Linked DNA regions of Homo sapiens: region 2 is linked to region 1. The links are chromatin loops, found by intact Hi-C in ENCODE. Cell type or tissue: ovary. All regions are shown on one strand. Each heading gives the region's core, and the rest is flanking DNA. Links, peaks and the distances in the headings are about the cores only. Region 1 holds the start of LOC124901758 (a long non-coding RNA gene). Region 2 overlaps KDM7A-DT (KDM7A divergent transcript).

Region 1 (11,194 bases), core at 1,527-9,526:
GTAGCTGGGGATACAGGCACACGCCCCACAACGCCTGGCTAATTTTTGTGTTTTTAGTAGAGACAGGGTTTCACCATGTTGGGCAGGCTGGTCTTGACCTCCTGACCTCAGGTGATCCACCCACCTCGGCCTCCCAAAGTGCTGGGATTACAGGTATGAGCCACTGCACCCAGCCTCTTCATTCCTTTTTATGGCTGGATAATATTGCGTTGTGTGGATATGCCACATTTTGTTCATTCATTCATCGGTTGATGGACATTTGTGTTTCCCCTTTTTGGCTATTTTGAATATTGCTTCTGTGAGCATTCATGTACAAGTTTTGATGTGAACGTGTTTTAAATTCTCCTGGGTAAATACCTAGTTTTGGGGCATTGCTGCATCGCATGGTGATTCTATGTTTAACATTTTGAGGAACCATCAAACTGTTTTCCAAAGTGGCTGCATCATTTTACAATCCCATCGGCAGTCTGTGAAGCTTCCAGGTTCTCTGTGTTTTCACTGACGCTTGTTATTGCTTATCTTTTAAAAATTTTAATAATCCTAATAATTTGAAGTGGTGTGTTATTGTGGTTTTGATTTGCATTTCTCTAATGATAATGATGCTGAGCATCTTTTCATGTGCTTATTGGCCATTGGAATATCTTTTTGGTGAAATACCTTCTTTGCTCTTTTTTTTTTTTGAGACAGAGACTCACTCTGCTGCCCAGGCTGGAGTGCAGTGGTGCGATCTTGGCTCATTGCAACCTTTGCCTCCCAGGTTCAAATGATTCTCGTTCCTCAGCCTCTCGAGTAGCTGGGATTACAGGCACCACAACCATGCCTGGCTAATTTTTTTTGTATTTTTAGTAGAGATGGGGTTTTACCATGTTGGCCAGGCTGAACTCGAACTCCTGACCTCAGGTGATCTGCCCGCCTCGGCCTCCCGAAGTGCTGGGATTACAGTCATGAGCCACCGTACCTTGCCGTCTTTTTTTATTTTTTAATTAGATTATTTGTCCTTTTATTGTTGAGTTGTAAGAGTTCTTTATGTATTAATGTTTTGGATGTAACTCCCTTATCAGATGTAGCATTTGCAAAATTTTCTTCCATTCTGTGGACTGTCTTTTCACTTTTTTACCGGTGTCCTTTTTTTTTTTTTTTTGAGACGAAGTCTCGCTCTGTCGCCCAGGCTGGAGTGCAGTGGCGCGATCTCGGCTCACTGCAAGCTCCGCCTCCCGGGTTCACGCCATTCTCCTGCCTCAGCCTCCCGAGTAGCTGGGACTACAGGCGCCGGCCACCACGCCTGGCTAATTTTTTGTATTTTTTTTTAGTAGAGATAAGGTTTCACCGTGTTAGCCAGGATGGTCTCAATCTCCTGACCTCGTGATCCGTCCGCCTCAGCCTCCCAAAGTGCTGGGATTACAGGCGTGAGCCCGGCCTCTTACTGGTGTCCTTTGAAACACACAAAAAAATAATATTGATGAAGTCCAGTTTATTTTTCCTTTTGTCACTTTTGGGTTTGGTGTCATATATCAGATATCTTGGCCTAATCCAGGGTTACAAAGACTTATTCCTATGTTTCCTTCTAAGAGTTTCATAGTTCTAGCCCTTACTTTCAGGCGTATGATCCATTTTGTGTTATTTTTTGCATATGGTATGAAGTAGGAGGCACATTCATTTTTTTACATGTGAATATCCAGTTGCCCAGCATCATTTGTTGAAAAGATTACTTTCACCTCCATTGAAATGTTTTGGCATCTTTGTTTAATATCAATTGACCATGAATGTAAAGGTTTATTTCTGGACTCTCAATTTTATCAGATTGATCTGTATGTCTGTCTTTATGTCAATACCGTTCTGTCTTAATTACTGTAGCTTTGTAGTAAGTTTTTTTTTTGAGACAGGGTCTTGCTGCCCAGGCTGGAGTGCAGTGGTGCATTGTTGGCTAATTGCAACTTTTGCCTCCTGGGTTCAAGTGATTTTTCTGCCTCAGCCTCAGCCTCCCGAGTAGCTGGGATTATAGGCACCCACCACCACACCTGGCTAAGTTTGAATTTTTTATTTTTTCAGTAGAGACGAAGTTTCACCATGTTGGCCAGGCTGGTCTCTAACTCCTGACCTCAAATGATCCACCCACCTCAGCCTCTCAAAGTGCTGGGATTACAGGCATGAGTCATCATGCCTCGCCTGTAGTAAGTTTTAAAATCAGCAAGTGTGAGTCCTCTAACTTTGTTCTTAATTTTCAAAATCGCTTTGGTGAGTCTGAGTCCCTTGCATTTCCATATGAATTTTAGAATTAGCTTGTCAATTTCTACAAAACAAGACAGCTGGGATTTTGATAGGGGTTGTGTTGAGTCTGTAGATCAATTTGAGGAGTATTGTCATCTTAACCATATTAAACCTTCCAATCCATGAATATGGGATGCCTTTTTATTTATTTATGCCTTTAATTTCTTTCAGTGATGTTTTATAGTTTTTGGTGCACAAGTCTTGTTACTTATTCTGTTAAATGTATTTTGTATTTTTTTCTTTCTTTTTTTTTTTTTTTTGAGACAGAGTTCGCTCCCGTTGCCCAGGCTGGAGCGCAATGGAGTGATCTTGGCTCACTGCAACTTCTGCCTCCCAAGTTCAAACGATTCTCCTGCCTCAACCTCCTGAGTAGCTGGGATTACAGGCGCCCACCACCACGCCCATCTAATTTTTGTGTTTTTGGTAGAGACGGGGTTTCACCATGTTGGCCAGGCTGGTCTCAAACTCGTGACCTCAGGTGATCCACCCGCCTCGACCTCCCAAAGTCCTGGGATTATAGGCATGAGCCACTGTGCCCAGCCATTTTTTTCTTTTAAATTTTATTGTAAGTGGAATTATTTTCTTACCTTCATTTTGGGCTGTTCAACACTAGTATATAGAGATATACAATTGAGCTTTGTATATTGATCTGTATCCCGCAATCTTGCTGAACTTATTTGTTCTAATAATTCTGTGGATTCCTTAGGATGTTTTTAGATATAGGATCATGTCATCTGGGAATAGAGATAGTTTAACTTCTTTTTCTCTGGGTGCCTTATCTTTTTCTTGCCCAATTTCCCTGGTTAGAATCTTCAGTTCAGTGTTGTACAGAAGTGGTGAGAGCAGACATCCCTGTCTTGCTCCTGATTTTAGGAGGAAAGCATCTAGTCTTTCACCATTAAGTATGATGTTAGCTGTGAGTGTTTTGTGAATGGCCTCTTGCCTTTTTGTCATCTTGCACCATCCTGTTTCTCTTTCTGCTCTGTGTAGTGGAAAGAATGAGAACCTCAGAATCAGACTTGGATTTGAATTGATTCGTTCGTTAATTTCACCAGAAAATATTGAGTGTTAGATAGAGTGAGATTAAATTGAATTTAATCATATAGATTAAGTTGTAGTGTGGTAAGAGCTATGATGGGGGTATGGCCAAAGCAGTGAAGGGTACAGAAAACAGGCCCCTGAGAAGGTCTGAACACCTCGAGGATATGATGCCTGAATTGCTCTTAAAAAACAGTAGGAGATAGTCTTGAAAAACAGGGAACATGTGCAGCGATGGGAAGGTAGCTGTATTCTGTGAGCCACAGATAGGTCTGTGAGGCCAGAGTATGGGGTGCCTGCAAGTGAGTGGTTGAGGTGATCCCAGAGAGTGAGAGCCACCTCACCAAGGCCCTTGCTAGCTTCTGAAGGTGTTGTGAGAACTGATTTGTGTGTTGGAACCCTTGGTGGTAGAGGAGATGGAGTGGTAATGGGTAAGACCATGATGCGAGAGACCTGGAGAGAGGAAGCTATTGACTAAGCAGGGGACACCTGAGGACCTAAAGGAAGGCTCTAAAGTAAGGCTGGAAGAAGGGAATCGAGTCAAGAAAGATTAGAAGGTAGTATTAACAAGGTGTGTTGCAATTGACTGAGAGGTGAGGGAGATGGATTTGCAGAGAATGACTCTTGGATTTCTGGAATTTGGGTTGTTTGATGGAGTAGACTAGATTCGGTTTTCTTATCTGTAAAATGGAAGAAATACTTTGCGGATAACATAGGCAAATGTCTTACCACAAGCATACGGTTGAGACTCCATAAATGCTCGTTTTTTTTGCTTTCCCCCATGTTGTTTCTGTTTCCTCCATTCTGTCAGTGTAGGTCTTTGTTTGGTTAGTTCTGCCTTTGGAACGCTTTTCTTTGCTGTGTCCCATGCTTCCCACTGTGACTGCTGCATGGGTGACTCCCGGATCCTTCTCTCCAGCCCTGATCACGCTTGTATGCATTTTCGACCGTGTTCTGGTCATCTCCATGGCCTCTCACCCTCACAAGGGAGAACCATCCCCCGATTTTTTCTCCTCTTGAGGTCCATATGCCTGTTGATGGCACTGTAATCTTCTCCATCAATTTGGCTACAAATCATTTTTTCCAGTTGAAAAAACACATCCACCTCTAGTGGTTTTGAGTATTTCAGAATCATTTTGATGCCTTTCTCTTCTTCTTTCATTTCTTCACATTTGGTGAATATTTGGCCTCTGTTTAATTATCTCCGTAACATTATACACACAAGTGTCTTTTTCTATCTCATTGTTACTTCCCTCATCAGGCCTTTATTAGTTCCCATCTGAACTACGACGCTGGTTCCCTATCTCTGGTTTCCGTTCCTTTCAAGTCATCTTGCCACAGCTGCCAGACCAAGCTTCTGGAAGCTCTGATTGGATCACCCCTGTCACCTTGTGGGTTCTCCACACCCACTGGATCAAGCCCAAGCTCCTAAGCCTGTCATTTAAGGCACTGCATGTCTAAACCCCATGTACTGCTCTGATTTTATCTCCCCACATCCTTGTAGAAAAATGGGGCAGTTCTCTGCACCTTTGGTATCATCTCTGTCTTCCCTGGTGGAAATTGTGCTTATTCTTCAAGGCACAGTTTGTGAATCCTGCCTTTCACCAAACCAGTTAATTCTTTTTCATATCACATAGGACTCAGTGCTTATTTATTTTATTTTATTTTTTTGAGACAGAGTCTCACTCTACCACCCAGGCTGGAGCATGATCTCAGCTCACTGCAACCTCCACCTCCCGGGTTCAAGTGATTCTCCTGCCTCAGCCTCCACAGTAGCTGGGACTACAGGCACACGCCACCACGCCCAGCTAATTTTCATATTTTTAGTAGAGATGGGGTTTCGCCATGTTGGTCAGGCTAGTCTTGAACTCCTGACCTCAAGTGTTCCTCCTACCTTGGCCTCCCAAAGTGCTGGGATTACAGGCGTGAGCCACCGCGCCTGGCTGGTGGTTATTTAAAATGATCTGTGTACACTTCTTATCTCTCCTACTAGATTTAATCTCCTTGAGGTGCTTCCATCTCTGTAACCCTCAAAATGCCTTCTTCATATTCAGTATATGTTTGTGAATGGAACGTATACTCTCCTCATCTTCCTGAAGCATACAGGCATGACCTTTGCTTTTCCAAATACCCATTCCCAAGGGCTTGTGACACAAGACAGTGAGAAGGTGAAGGACAGCTTACTTTCCCCTGTGGATCCCCTTGCAATTTAATACACAGGAGCGTGAGAATGTCACACAGGCAGGTTCTTATTTAAATTCCTGGTAGCTGAGCCCAGCAGCATGTGGTGGGTTTGATTTAGTCTGTACAGCATTTAACTCTTTCTATGGATGAAAGATGAAAGTGGATAAAAGTTCTCATAGACTGTATGGGAACCAGATAGATTGAGAAATTAACTCATGTGTTGTGCAGTTACAGAGCTCTAGGTGCCGGTCTGATTTTTCCTTATAGAATCTAGAACTTAACTGACATAATTCCTGGGTACTTTCAGACACATAGCCAAACACGTAGCCAGGTGATTCATTTGGTAAATTCCATAAGGTCTGCCCTGCCCTGGAATGGCTTCTCAGCAAGGCTGTCTCAGCTAGGCTGGGAAGGAGGTGGCTTTCAGTTCCGGTTTCCAATCAGTGACTTCCAAGAACTGGTTAAGAAGCAGGAAGAATAGAAAGAGTTAGATGGTTTCTGTGTTGGGCTAAAAAAAAAACCTCTCAGATACCCAGTTCCTACAATGCATGTCTCCTGGCAGCCAGACAAGGAAGGAGAGAAACTGTGAAGGGTGCCAGGGTGCCAACAAGAGCACTCGTGTTCTTGGCAGAGCTCAGAATAGCGTTCACAGCTCTCAGTGATTCATCATCTGCAGGCCTGCCCACCCGTGATCCAAGTGACTGAGGACGGGGTGAGTCAGGCAGCTCCCTCTCCTCATCACCCTTCCTCCATGGCTCGGTTCTGTGCCCTCCCTGGGCCCTATGGGCTGCCTAGCAGAGGGGAGGCCGATGTTGCAGGGGATGCTGCCAGTGAGGAAAGGGTGCCTGCTCTGGGTCTGTGCCAGGGTGAAGCCTTCGTGGCTTCTTGAAGGACTCCCGGCTCCCCTCTGCGTTAAGCCCTAGGCACGTTTAGAGAAGAGGGGAATCTTCACTGCCAGCTCTAGGGACGGGTCTGATGGTGGGGCCCGCTTAGCCCCAGCGAGCTACTCAGTGCTCCTGCACTGATCTAGACACCACCCCTCATCATCGTATCTGCCCCTCTTAAATCTAATCTGCATTCTGTTCTCTTTCTTTCTCCCACTCTTTTCTGTTTATTCTTTTCTTTCTTCCCTTGCTCAGCAAGAATGATATTTATTTAAGACATCACAGCTGTTAAATGTTTGCCTCTGGGGATAATTTTTCGGCCAGGTGCCCCCGTGCCTCTTGGCTGGTCCACAACCGATTGCTGGCCATGATGGGAGGGGGTGGCCCGCTGCCCTCAACACTGAACTCCCTAGTGTGGGTCCAGGCCTGGGGCTCATCACAGCTACCCTGCTTTGACCCGCAACACAATCATGGGTTGAAAAACCATCCTAGTGCCATAATAGGCTTAGAAAGGGATCATTCTTCATCTGGTCAGCCAGAGCCAGGCCACAGGCTGCATGGTTTCCCTCAGCAAGGCTCTCGCTGGGTGTCCCACTTTACTTCTGCAGCGAAAAAGCCGTTTTACCTCTTTTGCCACTTTCACAAAACATTCTCTTGGATCCACTCAAGTGAAAGCTGTGAAGTGTCCTTGTTCCTCCCTCACAGAGGGAGCTCCTAGCCTTGCAGCCCTGCCTGTGTCTGTCACTTACCAGCAGCGTGCCAGGACACTGCAGACATCTAGGTTCGGGGACTTGTCTAGGAAGCCATGGCTCTGTGTGGGTGTGCAGGAATGTACTGCTTCAGAGCGTTCCTGTTTTCCCTTCCCTGTTGCTGCAGAGCACGCATGCTGCGGGGAGAATGCAGCTTTAGTAACAAAACATCCAAATATACTTATTTCCAAAAAGAGCAATGCAAGATGAAGAATGGGGTGCTGTGTGGATGATGTCCTGCGTAAGGATAGAACACAGGAGGAGCTTGAGTGCGAATAATGTTTCACTTTTTGTTCAGGAGTCAAAACTTACAATAAATACGACCAGGTCTCCAGATCACAGTGAATTCCAAACCCCGGTGGACGACCCACTTATTTCAAACATGTTATGTAACGTTGTAAAGCACAGAGGATAGGTAAAATTCACAGCCCTGGGACAATTCGGGGCACTTAGATGTGAAATGTTTGGAAATCGCTTTCATTTTTCTCATCAGAGCCATCCCATGAACTGGATAGGACAGAGACTTCGCCCCATTGAGAAGCAAGGACGCTGAGGCACAGCGAGATCATCATTCAGCGTAGATTCCAAAGGGCACAGACTTGGTTAGCACAGTCAGGCTGAGCCCCCTGATCTGTGTTTGATTTCTATCACGCTGCTCTTTTTTCAGTAAACCTCTTTCACATAAGAGATGAAACCAGCCCACCACTAATAGGACCTGTGCTCTGGGCTGTTTAATTAAAGTCGGAATGAGTTTTACTGAATTTACATGCCTTCCCTAGAACTCCATATATCCCATTTGGAATTTGTACGAAGTCCTAGGAGCAGGCTCCCTCTCTGCAGTTGCTCAGGACTCAACTCCTCTGGCGATCTCCTGACCTCATGATGTGCCCACCTCGGCCTCCCAAAGTGCTGGGATTACAGGCATGAGCCACCGCGCCCAGCCCCCATGTTAACCATTATTAAGTGTACAATGTAGTGGCATTAGTTACTTTTGCAATGTTGTGCAAACATCACCCACTGTTTCCAAAACGTTTTCATCACCCCAAGCAGAAACTGTACCATTAAGCAAGAACTCCTAGGCACCTCCACCCACCTCCCTGCCCCAGCCCTTGGTAATCTCTTATCTACTTTCTGTCTGTATGAATTTGCCTATTCTAGGTATTTCACGTAGTGCAATCATATAATATTTGTCCTTTTGTGGCTGGTTTATTTTACTTAGCATAAGATTTCCAAGGTTCGTCCATGTTGTAGCATGCATTAGAACTGAACTTTTTTTTAATGGGTGAATATTGCATTGTATGAATATATCACATATTATTTATCAGTTCCTCTGTTGATAGACACTTGGATTGTTTCCACTTCGGGTTGCAGTGAACATTGGCCTACAAATATCTGTTTGAATCCCTGTATTCATTTCTCTGGGGGAGTATACCCGGGAGTGGAATTGCTGCATTGTATAGTAATTTTATGCAACATTTGGGGAACCCACTATAGAGTTTTAAAATTCAAATTAATTAACAACTTTCAAAAATGAGGAATTCCACACAAAAATTAGATCTTTTTTTCAACTCCTTCCTTTTTTTTTTTTTTTTTTTTTTTTTTTTTTGAGATGGAATCTTGCTCTGTTGTCCAGGCTGGAGTACAGTGGCATGATCTCAGTTCAGTGCAACCTCTGCTTCCTGGGTTCAAGCGATTCTCCTGCCTCAGCCTCCTGAGTAGCTGGGACTACAGGCACCTACCATCACACCCAGCTAATTTTTGTATTTTTAGTAGAGACAGGGTTTTACCATGTTGGCCAGGTTGGTCTTGAACTCCTGACCTCAGGTGATCCACCCACCTCGGCATCCCAAAATGCTGGGATTGCAGGCATGAGCCACCACGCCTGGCTCAGAATTTTTTTCAACTTATCTTGACGTTCCTGGGTCCACCTACAGTGATATGATCTGCTGGGGATGAGTGGAAACTGCCTCCTCTAGATGGGGCATCTGGTATCCAGATTGACAAGGGCCTCACCCAGCTGGCATCAGACATTGGTCCCTGCCTGGGCCCTGCTCTGAGCCTTTGCCCCAATCCCCTCCCTTCATGAGGTTTTCCAGCCCCCTCACACAATCACTCCTTCCCTCTTATGTTCATACTCCCTCATTATTTGTTTACATGCCAGACCTCTCTCCATCTTGGCTGTGATAGTCTGAGGGTGGGGCACTTGTCTTTTCACCTCTGATTTACCCAGGACCAACAGACACATTGTTGGTGCTCATAGTCTTTGTCAAATTGAAGTTTTAAATTGATGGCTCATGCTTGTAATCCCAGAGACTCAGGAGGCTGAGGCAGGAGGATCACTGGAGGCCAGGAATTCAAGGCTACAGTGAGCTATGATTGTACCACTGCACTCCAGCCTGTGTGACTGTGTGAGACTTCAACTCTAAATAGATAGATAGAGGGATGGATAGATAGATAGATAGATAGATAGATAGATAGATAGATAGATAGAAATGGGATAGAACAGAATAGCTGAAGGTTAGGTCAGGACTAATTGGTACAGTTACCACTGACTGAATCAAACAGGTGCTAAATTGCATTGTAAAATATTATAAGAAAAGGGGAAAAAACTAAAATTGGAGAAATGAGTTACAGATTACAGGCAATGAAAGAAGGGCTAACCACTTCCTCATGTGGACTGTTTCTCCATTTAGGGTTTTCTTTTTTATCACTCTTGGTGTAGTCTCATCAAAGACATGTAAAAGGTGATTTGTGGAACTGAGCATGATCGTGTGTGTCTGTAGTTCCAGCTACTCTGGAGGTTGAGGCCAGAGGATCGCTTGAGCCCAGGAGTTTGAGTCCAGCCTGGGCAACATAGTGAGACCCCTGTGTCTAAATAAATAAATAAAAGGTGGTTTATGGAAAACAGGTACAATATCATAGAACAAGTCAAAAAGAAACAGGATCAAAATGTAATATCTAAATACAAATGCAAAAGAATGAGTTTGGATCCCTACCTCACACCATATATTAAAAAATTACTCAAAGTGGATCATACATCTAAATGTAAGAGCTAAAACTAGAAAACACTTTGAAGAAAACATAGGACTAAATCTTTGTGATATTGAGTCAGGCAATGGTTTCTCAGATCCACACCAAAAGCACAAGCAACAAAAGAAAAAACAGATACACTGGACTTTATCCAGTAGAAAACTTTTGTGTTTCACAAGACACCAGGAAGAAAGGAAAAGACAGCTCACAGATGGGAGAAAATATTTGCAAATCATATACCCAATAAGGGACTTCCGTCCAGACTATATAAAGATCTTTTACAACTCAACAACAACAAAAAGACATGACCCAGTTGAAAAACAGGCAAAGGATCTGAAGACACATTTCTCCAAAGAAGATTTACAAATGGTCAATAAGCACATTAAAAAAGCTCAACATCATTAGTCAGTAGGGAAATACAAATAAAAACCACAATGAGATATCACTTTACACCCACCAGGTTGGCTATAATAAAAAAGATGGAGAATAACAAGTATAGTGAATTTATGGAGAAATTAGAATTTTCATACATTGCTGGTAGAATAGTAAAGTGTTATAGCCACTTTGGAAAACAGTTTGGTGGTTCCTCAAAATGTTAAACATGGCTAGTGTGGTGGCTTACATCTGTAAGCCCAGCACTTTGGGAGGTGGGGGTTGCAGTGAGAGATGGGGGTTGCAGTGAGATGAGATTGCTCCACTGCACTCCAGCCTGGGCAACAGAGTAAGACTCCATCTCAAAAAAAAAAAAAAAAAAAGTTAAACATAGAGTTACAAGGCTGGGCATGGTGGCTCACGCCTGTGGTCCCAGCACTTTGGGAGGCCAAGGTGGACAGATTGCTTGAGCCCGGGAGTTTGAGAGTAAGCCTGAGCAACATGGCAAAACCCTGTCTCTACAAAAAATACAAAAGTTAGCCAGGCATGTTGGTACACACCTGTGGTCCCAGCTACATGGGAGGCTGAGGCAGGAGGATCACTTGAGCCCAGGAGGTCAAGGCTGCAGTGAGCCATGTTCATACCACTGCACTTCAGCCTGGGCAACAA
Region 2 (11,194 bases), core at 1,240-9,239, 130 kb after region 1:
ATGAAGTCTTGTTTTCCACATTAGAGAAACCAGGGATCATAATACCACTTGCATGAAGATTGTTGTAAGGATTAAATGAGGCAATATATACTAAGCAGCTTGGAGAGTTCCTGGCACAGAATACTAGCTCTATTTTCCATTCTCTATTATATTGTCCCTGGTCCCATTGCCAACACAGCTTTTTCTGCATTGTCATCTGGTTTTACCATTTCCTTTGGACAATGGTTTTTTTTTTGTTGTTTGTTTGTTTTTTCCCCCTTTTTGTGACAGACTTACCCTTCTCCATGCATCTGCCCCTGGGTCTGACTCTCCAGCCCCACCTGCCTCCACTTCTCCCATACTTTGATACTTCCCTTTGGCCTCATTCAGCAAATTGGTCTAATTTTTTTCTTTTTGAGACAGAGTCTTGCTCTGTCACCCAGGCTGGAGTGCAGTGGCGTGACCTCGGCTCACTGCAACTTCCATGTCCCAAGTTGAAGTGATTCTCCTGCCTCAGCCTCCCTAGTAGCTGGGATTACAGGCGTTTACCACCACACTTGGCTAATTTTTGTATTTTTAGTAGAGACGGGGTTTCACCATGTTGGCCAAACTGGTCTTGAACTCCTGACCTCAGGTGATCCACCTGCCTTGCCCTCCCAAAGTGCTGGGATTACAGGTGTGAGTCACTGTGCCCGGCCTTGTCTAATTTCAAATAGAGAACTTTTCTAGTCTGCCTAATCCTGCTACAAATAAATGGGTCAAATCAATACTCAGTCACATGTCCATCTTTTTTGGTACAGAGTATTTTCTAGCTCAAAGACGTCCAATGATAAGAGAGATGAAAACAAAATAGAAATGGAGCAATTTTGCTTTGTCATCTGTCAGTATCACACCATCTGCCCCAAGCATCATGCCTACACCTCTCTTGTTCTTTCTTCTCTTTCTAAATATAGATTAAAGAGTCCTTTTAGTTGTCCTTAACTTATTTTGGCAAGGCCCAGCTCATCCTAGGCTTTCATCTTCCTGACACCTTTTCTACAAGTCTGTGCTGCCATTCTGCATTTGTTCTTGATAGAATGTCCCTTTCTCTAAGTCCTCTGAAACTCTTGGCTCTTCAGAGCTCCCTGTGTACCTCATGCTTAACCCTTTGCTGTTTTACTAATCACTTTCTTTTTTTTTTTTTTTTTTTTTTTTTTGAGACGCAGTCTTGCTCTGCCGCCCAGGCTGGACTGCAGCCGTGCGATCTTGGCTCACTGCAAGCTGCGCCTCCCGGGTTCACGCCATTCTCCTGCCTCAGTCTCCCGAGTAGCTGAGACTACAGGTGTCCGCCACCGAGTCTGGCTAACTTTTTTTTTTTTTTTGTATTTTTAGTAGAGACGGGGTTTCACCGTGTTAGCCAGGATGGTCTCCATCTCCCGACCTCGTGATCCGCCCTCCTCGGCCTCCCAAAAGTGCTGCGTGCGGTGGCTCACGCCTGTAATCTCCATCTCAAAAAAAAAAAAAAAGCAAGAATGATTTTTGCCTTTTGTTTTCTTTTTCCTTTCTTCCTTCCTTCCTTCCCCTCCCCTCCCTCTGTCCCTTCCCCTTTCTTTCTTTCCTTCCTTCCTTTTTATCTTTCTTTCTCTTTTGCTTTCTTGCTCTTTTCTTTCTTTCTTTCGCTTCCTCGCTTTTTCTTTCTTTCTTTCGCTTTCTTGCTTCTTTCTTCCCTTCCCTTCCCCTCCCCTCCCCTCCCTTCCCTTCCCTTCCCTTTCTTTCCTTTCTCCTTTTCTTTCGTGTGTGTGTGTGTGTGTGTGTGTGTGTGTGTGTGTGTGTGTGTTTGAGACAGAGTCTCACTCTGTCGCCCAGGCTGGAGTGCAGTGGTGCAAACTCGGCTCACTGCAACCTCCACCTCCCCCACCCCGCCCGGTTAATTTTTGTATTTTTAGTAGAGATGAGGTTTCACCGTGTTGGCCAGGCTGGTCTTGGATTCCTGAATTCAAGTGATCTGCCATGCCTTTCATTTTCTCCATGACATCCTGTCTTGGAGACATCAGTGTCTTACCTGAAACAGACTTCCATAAAATCCTATGAATCCAGCTTATCTTTGTTACTACATGATAAAGTTGTCCTTTTCAATACACGCGTTAAAATATCTTTAAACCTATTCTTCCTCAAACATATGGCAATATAAACTTCTTTCTCATAACTACTCCTGAATAATAGGGCTGACTATATATTAATGATGATTTTTAAGTACTTAAGCAAAAGATAGTTGGGAATTCTGAACTCTATCTCCTACATTATGAAGAAATATATTAATATTTAGTGGTATTTTGCAGCTTTTGTGCAAATTAGAAAATAAAGTTAAAACTTTGAATTCCTTTTGGTTTAATTTCTTAATTAGAACCTATAAAGGAATAAATCTGTGAGGCAATAAAATGAAGAGATAGGACTCACAATTTAATTAAATCTATAGATTTATTAGGCCATAAATTAGTTATCCATGGGTAAAAAGCTTTGTAAGACACATATGAGGATTTTAAAGACAATGCGCAATATCTGAAGTTATTACATATATATTTAGTGTTGCAATTTTCAAGTCACAAAAGAATTACTTGGCTGGGCACAGTGGCTTATGGGTGTAATCCCAGCAATTTTTGAGGCTGAGGCAGGAGGATCGCTTGAGGCTGGTAGTTTAAGACCAGCCTGGGCAACACAGGGAGACCCTCGTCTCTACAAAAAAATATAAAATAAAAAAAAAATAGCTGAGCATGGTGGTGCGAGCCTGTAGTTCCAGCTACTCTGGAGGCTGAGGTGGGGGGATTGCACCACTGCACTCCAGCCTGAGCAACAGAGCAAGACCTTGTCTCTAAAATAAAAAAAAAAAAAAGAAAAGAAAAAAAGAATTATTCATCATTTGGATTCCATTTGAAAGAGATTCTTTGAATTTTAAAAATATTGGCCGGGAGCAGTGGCTGATGCCTGTAATCCTAGCACTTTGGGAGGCTGAGGCAGGTGGATCACCTGAGGTCAAGAGTTCGAGACCTGCCTGGCCAACATAGCAAAACCCCGTCTCTACTAGAAATACAAAAATTTGCCAGTTGTGGTGCTACATGCCTGTAATCCCAGCTACTTGGGAGGCTGAGGCAGGAGAATCACTTGAACCCAGAAGGTGGAGGTTGCAGTGAGCCGAGATTGTGTCACTACACTCTAGCCTGGGTGTTACTGTAAGACTCTGTCTCAAAAAAAAAAATTGTTTATTGATCATAAGGAGTGACTATTGATTACCATCAATCAGAAACAGGGATGAATTACCCCCAAAATAAGAATGGAAAAAAATTTATAAGAACATGCCCAGAATTTTCCATTACAGTGTTTATCAACTTTTTCTTTATACTTATAATATTGCTAAACAGACTGCCTTCAGTGCTTAATAAATGTCTGTGGTTGTTGATATAGTAGGGTTTTTTCCACTGTCTCTCATTCAATCTCCTTTGAAGACACAGATCTCAACCTTATTTATTGATAAGTACTACCTTGGTGATTTTGTTCGCCTCTTATAATGTGAAAAACCAAACACCTAACATTAAATAAATCCATAGAAAAATCTACTTGAGTTGGGAGTAACATTTTCTTATGTTTCTTGAAAGGTAAAATTTTTCATATTTCATAAATGGGGATGATGAAGGACACAGAATTTCTTTCAATGTTTCATCCTTTAGGACGTCCTTTAGGACGAAACACACTCTGATTAGCCCCAGTCTGGGTTAGGTGTCCCTCCTCCATGCAGCTGCAGCTCTTTGTGTTTTTCTCCACCACGGTACTGAGTATATTAGGTTGCAATTTCATATTTAATTGTCTATCTCTTTTACAGAATGGGAGCCCTTGGAGGACAGAGAATGTGTCTTTGATCCCCGTGTGCTTAGCAACTATCATATGTTTATAGTGGACAATAATGACAAATGAATGGATGGATGAATGCATTTTACTTTTAAATTTAGCCAACCCCTCAGGCTAATAACAGATACACACACACACACACACACACAGAGAGAGAGAGAGAGAGAGAGAGAGAGACATAATTTTCTAGATTTAATCATTATTAAACAATATGTTATTTACCCCACCAGGAGTATTTTTTTGTTTTTTTGAGATGGAGTCTTGATCTGTCACCCAGGCTGGAGTGCAGTGGCGGGATCTCGGCTCACTGCAACCTCCGTCTCTCAGGTTCAGTGATTCTCCTGCCTCAGCCTCCTGAGTAGCTGGGATTACAGGTGCGTGCCACCACACCCAGCTAATTCTTGTATTTTTAGTAGAGATGGGGTTTCACCATGTTGGTCAGGCTGGTCTTGAACTCCTGACCTCGTGATCTGCTCACCTTGGCCTCCCAAAGTGTTGGGATTACAGATGTGAGCCACCACGCCCGGCCTCCCACCAGGAATATCTTCCCAAACTACACTAAAGCATCACAGAATTCAAAATGGGAAACCACGACTAGGGCCCACATAACTATTTTTGAGTAACTGGGTTGGCATTTGAAACCCAGGGACTTTGTAGATAATGTATGGAACAGGGTTTTGATAGACCAAGGCAATATATAAATTCAAAGCATTTATGACCATGGGACAGCTTTAAGCGCTAGATCCCTGATAGGTAAAACTCAAAAAAAATTTGCATAGGTTTTATTTTTAGAACAGTTTTACATTTACAGAAAAGAACATAGCACAGAGACTGCAATGCACGTACCCAGTTGCCCCTATTACTGGTATCTTACATTAGTCCGATATATTAATGTTTGTTATAATTAATAAACTGATATTGATACATGTTCATAACTAACGCTCATAATTTATTCAGATTCTCTTAGTTGTAACCTAATGTCCATTCTTTTTCCAGGATCCCAACTAGGACACCACATCACACTTGTCATGGCTCCTTAGGTTCTTCTTGGCTGTGACAATTTCTCAGATTTGTCTTGTTTTTCATGACCTTGATAGTTTGAGGAATACTGATTGGATATTTTGTAGAAATGTCCCTCTATGGAAATTTGTCCAGAGTTTTTTTCGTGGATAGACAGAGGTAAATGTGCAACTTTTTATAGGAAGACAGTGGTTCTCAAATTTTTTCTCCTTCCACACTGATCACAAGTGTAGCGTACTCCCATGAGTAACATGTCTCATTAGATTAGGGAGAGAGGGATGAGAGCACAGCCCTCAGAGGATTTAGGAGACTCTGTGTATGTATATATTAGTCTAAAAAAGTACCCTCTCCATCTCCATTTAGAAGAACCAGCTAGACGCAGTGGCTCACACTTGTAATCCCAGCACTTTGGGCGGCTGAGGCAGGTGGATCACTTGAAGTTAGGAGTTCAAGACCAGCCTGGCCAACATGGTGAAACCGCATCTCTACTAAAAATACAAAAATTAGCCGGGCGTGGTGGCGGGTGCCTGTAATCCCAGCTACTAGGGAGGCTGAGGCAGGAGAATCGCTTGAATCTGGGAGGTGGAGGTTGCAGTGAGCCGAGATTGCGCCACTGCACTACAGCCTGGGCGACAGAGAATCTGTTTCAAAAAAAAAAAAAAATTACATTCTTATTTCATGATCCATTTGGGTTATAAAACTCAACAAAATAGTGGCCCCATAACATTTTGATCTCTGGAAGATGTGCAACTTTAGAAGATGTTATAACAAGAAAATAAACTATTGAGGTATTCAAAATAGGAAATAATCAATTATGAAAATATGATTTATTAAACTTCCAGCCAGACTCAAGAAAAAGTCTATATTCTTAAACTTTTTATTATGAAAAATATCAAATAGTACAATAAACATCCACAGACATATAATTATCTAGATTTAACAATTGTGAATATTATTGTGTTTGCTTCATTCATCTTTCTCCTCACCCTCTTCTTTTTTTTTGCTGCATCTTTTAAAGCAAGTGTGACATCATTTAAAAGCTTCAGCACGAGTCTTCTAAAAATGACATTCTTCTATAAACCATGATAATGTATCATGCCAAAGAAAATTAGTGTTTCCCTAATTTCACCTAACATCCAGATTATATTAAAATTTCAAAATTATCCCTCAAACTGTCTTTTATAGCTGATATTTTAGAATCAGGATCCATCAAGCTTCATGAATTGTATTATTTAGTTATGTTTCTTAAGACTTTGATCTAGAAAAATGTTCCTCCCTCTTGCCCTCTCTCTTTCTTCCTTGTTTTTGTTTTGTTTTGTTTTGTTTTGTTTTGTTTTTCTGAGACAGGGTCTTGCTCTGTTGCCCAGGCTGGAGTGCAGTGGCACGTGATCTTGGCTCACTGCAACCTCCTCCTCCTGGGTTCAAGTGACTCTCCTGCCTCAGCCTCCCGAGTTGCTGGGACTACAGGCATGCACCACCACACCTGGCTAATTTTTGTATTTTTAGTAGAGACTGGGTTTCAACATGTTAGCCAGGCTGGTCTCCATCTCCTGACCTTGTGATCCACCTGCCTTGGCCTCCCAAAGTGCTGGGATTACAGGCGTGAGCCACCACGCTGGCCATCTCATTCCAGCTTTGACTTCCCAGGCTTGATCCGCCTGCCTCTGCCTCCTGAGTAGCTGGGACGACAGGTGCGTGCCACCACGCCTGGCTAATTTTTATTTTTTGTAGAGATGGGGTTTCGCCATGTTGCCCAGGTTACACTCTTTGTTTTAAAAATGGCAACTTTTAAAATAAACTAAGCTAGTGGTTTTGTGAAATGTTTCATATTTTGGATTAGTCTTATTTCCTTGTGGTATCATACAACTTGTTGCTGCTCTATCTCCTGAATTTCCTGTCAGCTGGAAATTAAGTCTTAAGGTTTAATTATATTCAGGTTAAACATTTTTGGCAAGGATACTTCCTAAGTGATACTATGTACTTTATACTGTATCCTTTGTAATGCCTGGCTACATTGTGATTCACTGTCCTTACTAATGTCATTTATCTGCTTTGCTTTCCTTTATACTTTTTCACCACTTTTATTAACATTTGCGCTTTGAATGTGTTCAACATGACAGTCCTCCTTTAATAACATCTTAACCTCGGGCTGTCAGTTTAGAATTTTCCCAGCTCCTGGGGTAGAAGCAAAGATAATCAGGCTGTGAACAAAGCTGCTGAGCTCTGTGTGTTGGGTCCTGCTTCCCCGACTAGACTCCACTCTTCTTCCTCCCAGCACCATGATATACTCTTTCAAGACCTACTCTCCATAGGCAATCTTTTCCACTCAGACATTATCCTTTTCCCTCCAGCTCAGTAAAATTAAAATTTCTCTGTCCTCCTACCACAACTTTAGCCAGGCTAGTTAATTTGTGTAGTTAATCCCTGTTTCGTTAATCTGATGAACAGGTTACAGGGAGGATCAAGTGCTATGTAAGAACAAATCACTCTCATTTAATGCATGTCAATGGTTTAACGTAGCATTCCCAAGATATATTCCCAAAATATGTTTGTTTTCTTTCTTTCTTTCTTTCTTTCTTTTTTTTTTTTTTTTTGAGACGGATTCTCGCTCTGTCGCCCAGGCTGGAGTGCAATGGCACGATCTCGGCTCACTGCAACCACTGCTTCCCAGGTTCAGGTGATTCTTCTGCCTCAGACTCCTGAGTAACTGGGATTGCAGGCACCTGCCATCGTGCCCGGCTAATTTTTGTATTTTTTTAGAGATGAGGTTTCACCATGTTGGCCAGGCTGGTCTGGAACTCCTGACCTCAGGTGATCCGTTCACCTTGGCCTCCCAAAATGCTGGGATTAAGGCGTGAGCCACTGTGCCTGGCCAGTACGTTTGTTTTCTAAGGAAGAGAATAGCAGACGTGGTTGTGGAGATAGAGCAGTATCATTAGTAGTAGGAAGGAGAATTGTTAGTTTGGAGCAAACATTCCTTGTCAGAGAAATGAGGTTAAATGAACAAGTGAAGTGTTAAAAACAAACACAACACCCTAGATTTGATGTGAAAATTAAGAGAGATCTGCGAGTATTGGAGAAACCACAAAGGAGAAAGGGAGAGGGAGTCCCACGGTCATTGTCAACTGATGCTGGCATGGAGCTGGGTGTCTTTCTTCAAGATATTTTTCCTTTTGAAATTCTATCCCCCGCTTGTTTTTGAGACAATATTCTCCTAGTCTTCTGTCCTAACTCTTCAGCTGCTCTTCATAATAGAGCTGTCCTCTCTATTATTATTAATGAACAAGTAGCAAAATAATTATTCATAATTGCAGTTAGTAGCTATATGGCTTATCATATGCTAAGAATTGTGCAAAGTATGTTATTTTAGTGTACCCAGCCCTGGGAAGCAGATATGCTTACCATTCCCATTAAAATGAGAAAACTAAAATCCAAGTGTTAATAAGTTGTCACAGAGGTAGTAGGTTGTGAATCCAAAACCATGAGCTTAATTATGATGTATGGGGCTTGCCACTAAAACGTTGGCATCATCCAGAGTTCTAGCCTTAATCCCTTTCTTCCCAAGATCAAATCTTTGTGTTTACAATTTCTCTAACCTTTCCTTACAGATTTGTATGCCTTACAGTGTCTTTATTCTTTACTGATCTCTTCATGTACTTTTAAAAATAGCTGCATTTCCAAACTGGAGATTAATTAAATAGACTGAGCAGAAATGCACAGAAGTGATGCTAGTATTCTCACCAAATCCTATCAGATGGCACGTGATCTTGATTTGTCCCATTATTGATGGCACTTGATCATTTGATTAAGATGGTGTCTGCCAAGCTCCTTAACACTGAAAAGTTACTCTAGTTCCCTTTGTAATTAGTAAGAATTTTGTTGGGAGATACTTTGAAACTATGAAACTATTCCACTGCTTATCAAACTTTCAATTTATGTATTTCTTTACACTGGTATAGCTTCCTATATTATTCAGTGGGTTATAATACATGATTTTTTTTAAATGTTGAAGTACAATTTGTCCCTGATTTGGCTGGTGTCCTTTAGACATGCCTCATTATTCTTTGAGCACGTCCTTATATTCTGGTACTACAAGAAGTTCCAGGCTCATCCCGTACCCTCTTCTCCAGTCCTGGAATCAACTATTTTGCCAAGAAGAAAAATGAAGTGGAGAATGGTATTTAGAAGCCAAGACCTGGGCTAGCTGTTCTCATTGTTTTGTGGTGTCACTACTCCCAGATCCTCTCAATGGACAGGGTATGTACATATACACCTATATCTATTTCTACAAATAGTGATAGATTGATACCTCCATTACTAGCCCACCACCAAAGTTTCCTCTTATTTGTAATTCTCTTCCTGAACATTGAGAAACCTGGCTCCCATTTTCCTTAACTCATTGCCAGTCACGTGTCGCATAATGACATTTCCGTCAATGATGGACTGCATATTATGATGGTGCCCCATAATATTATGATGTGATATTTTTACTCTCCCTTTTCTATATTTAGAAACACAATTTCTTACCATTGTGTTCTAAATCCCTATGGAATTCAGCACAGTAACATGCTATACAGGTGTATAGCCTAGGAGTGATGGGCTACATCATCTAGCCTAGGTGTGTAGTTAGCTATACCAAACACGGTTGTAAGTACACTCTATGGTGTTCACACAACGATGAAATTGCCTAACGATGCATTTCTCAGACTTACCTCTGTTGTTAAGCAACACGACTGTATTTTTTTTTTTTTTTTTTTTTTGAGATGGAGTCTTGCTCTGTAGCCCAGGCTGGAGTGCAGTGGCGCGATCTTGGCTCACTGCAATCTCTGCCTCCCGGGTTTGAGCGATTCTCCTGCTTCAGCCTCCCGAGTAGCTGGGAATACAGGTGCGTGCCACCACAACCAGCTAATTTTTTGTATTTTTAGAAGGGACAGGGTTTCACCATGTTAGCCAGGATGGTCTCAATCTCCTGACTTCATGATCCACCCGCCTGGGCCTCCCAAAGTGCTGGGATTACAGGCATGAGCCACCACGTCTGGCCAACACGACTGCGTTTGATCAGTTCTCTTGTACACAACTGTATCAGTTTGTTCTTTCGTTGCTATAAAGAAATATCTGGGCTGGGTGCGGTGGCTCACACCTGTAATCTCAACACTTTGGGAGGCTGAGGCAGGTGGATCACCTGAGGTCAGGAAATCGAGACCAGCCTGGCCACTACTAAAAATGCAAAAATTTGCTGGCTGTGGTGGTGCACGTCTGTAATCCCAGATACTTGGGAGGCTGAGGCAAAAGAATTCCTTGAACCCAGAGGGCGGAGGTTGCAGTGAGCCAAGATCATGCCACTATACTCCAGCCTGGGCAACAAAGTGAGACTGTGTCTCAAAAAAAAAAAAAAAAAAAAAAGAAAAATAAATAAAAATAAATAAATAAATAAATAAATAAATAAATATCTGAGGCATACAACTGTAATCCCAGCACTTTGGGAGGCTGAGGCAGGTGGATCACCTGAGGTCAGGAGTTCAAGACCAGCCTGAGTAACATGGTGAAACCCTTCTGTACTACAATTACAAAAATTAGCCGGGCATGGTGGCAGGTACCTGTAACCCCAGCTACTCAGGAGGCTGAGGCCTAAGAATTGCTTGAACCCGGGAGGTGGAGGTTGCAGTGAGCTGAGATCGCACCACTGCACTCCAGCCTGAGCGACAGACCCAGACTTCATCTCAAAAAAAAAAAAGAGAAAAATATCTGAGACTGTGTAATTTGTAAAGGAAAGAAGTTTAATTGGCTCATGGAAGGCAGGCTGTACAGGAAGCATGATGCTGGCATCTGCTCAGCTTCTGGGGAGGCCTCGGGAAACTTACAATCATGGCTGAAGACAAATTGCATCATATAGCCGGGGCAGGAGCAAAAGAGAGAGGGAGGAGGTGCCACATATTTTTCAATGACCAGATTTCTTAAGAACTCACTCATTACCACGGGGACAATACAAAGTGGATGGTACTAAACCATTCATAAGAAATCCACCCCCATGATCCAGTCACCTCCCACCAGTCCCCACCTCCAACATTGGGGATTACAATTCAACATGAGATTTGGGTGGGGACACAGATCCAAGTCATATGGATAACCAATCTCTCATTGTTGCTGCTGCCTCCTGCTCTGCTGGGCTTCCTTCTTCATACCCCTGCCTAGTCCCTCCATGTTAACATAGCAAGTCCAGGTGGCCCCCAGAGGACATCCCACAACAGGCTGCTTTGGTGCTCTTTAGCCAGACTCCAACAAGACAGCTTTGCATGCCTTCTCTTCACTGCTGTAT

Evidence for each region. Hi-C counts contacts between places; a loop is a spot of excess contacts. Peaks named below come from ENCODE experiments on the same cell type or tissue, not always from the same donor. Only the 100,000 strongest peaks of a DNase experiment are listed, where the experiment ranks them.
Region 2: a loop joins it to region 1, with 3 times the contacts of the local background. A loop is called at or near these places in 92 of 110 quality-filtered maps.

What each region holds. Positions count from the first base shown.
Region 1 is chr7:140,311,263-140,322,456 of GRCh38, reverse strand. LOC124901758 (a long non-coding RNA gene) reads left to right here and starts at 5,215. Exons shown (of 2, transcript XR_007060560.1): 1 at 5,215-6,202. In ovary, for the core only: no CTCF peak of the experiment used is centred there; a DNase peak (open chromatin) is centred at 6,176; H3K4me3 peaks cover 1,697 bases; H3K27ac peaks cover 2,420 bases.
Region 2 is chr7:140,179,081-140,190,274 of GRCh38, reverse strand. It overlaps KDM7A-DT (KDM7A divergent transcript), which reads right to left. Exons shown (of 1, transcript NR_024451.1): 1 at 10,635-11,194. Among named protein-coding and RNA genes, the nearest start is that of KDM7A-DT, 7.4 kb to the right of the region's middle. In ovary, for the core only: no CTCF peak of the experiment used is centred there; no DNase peak of the experiment used is centred there.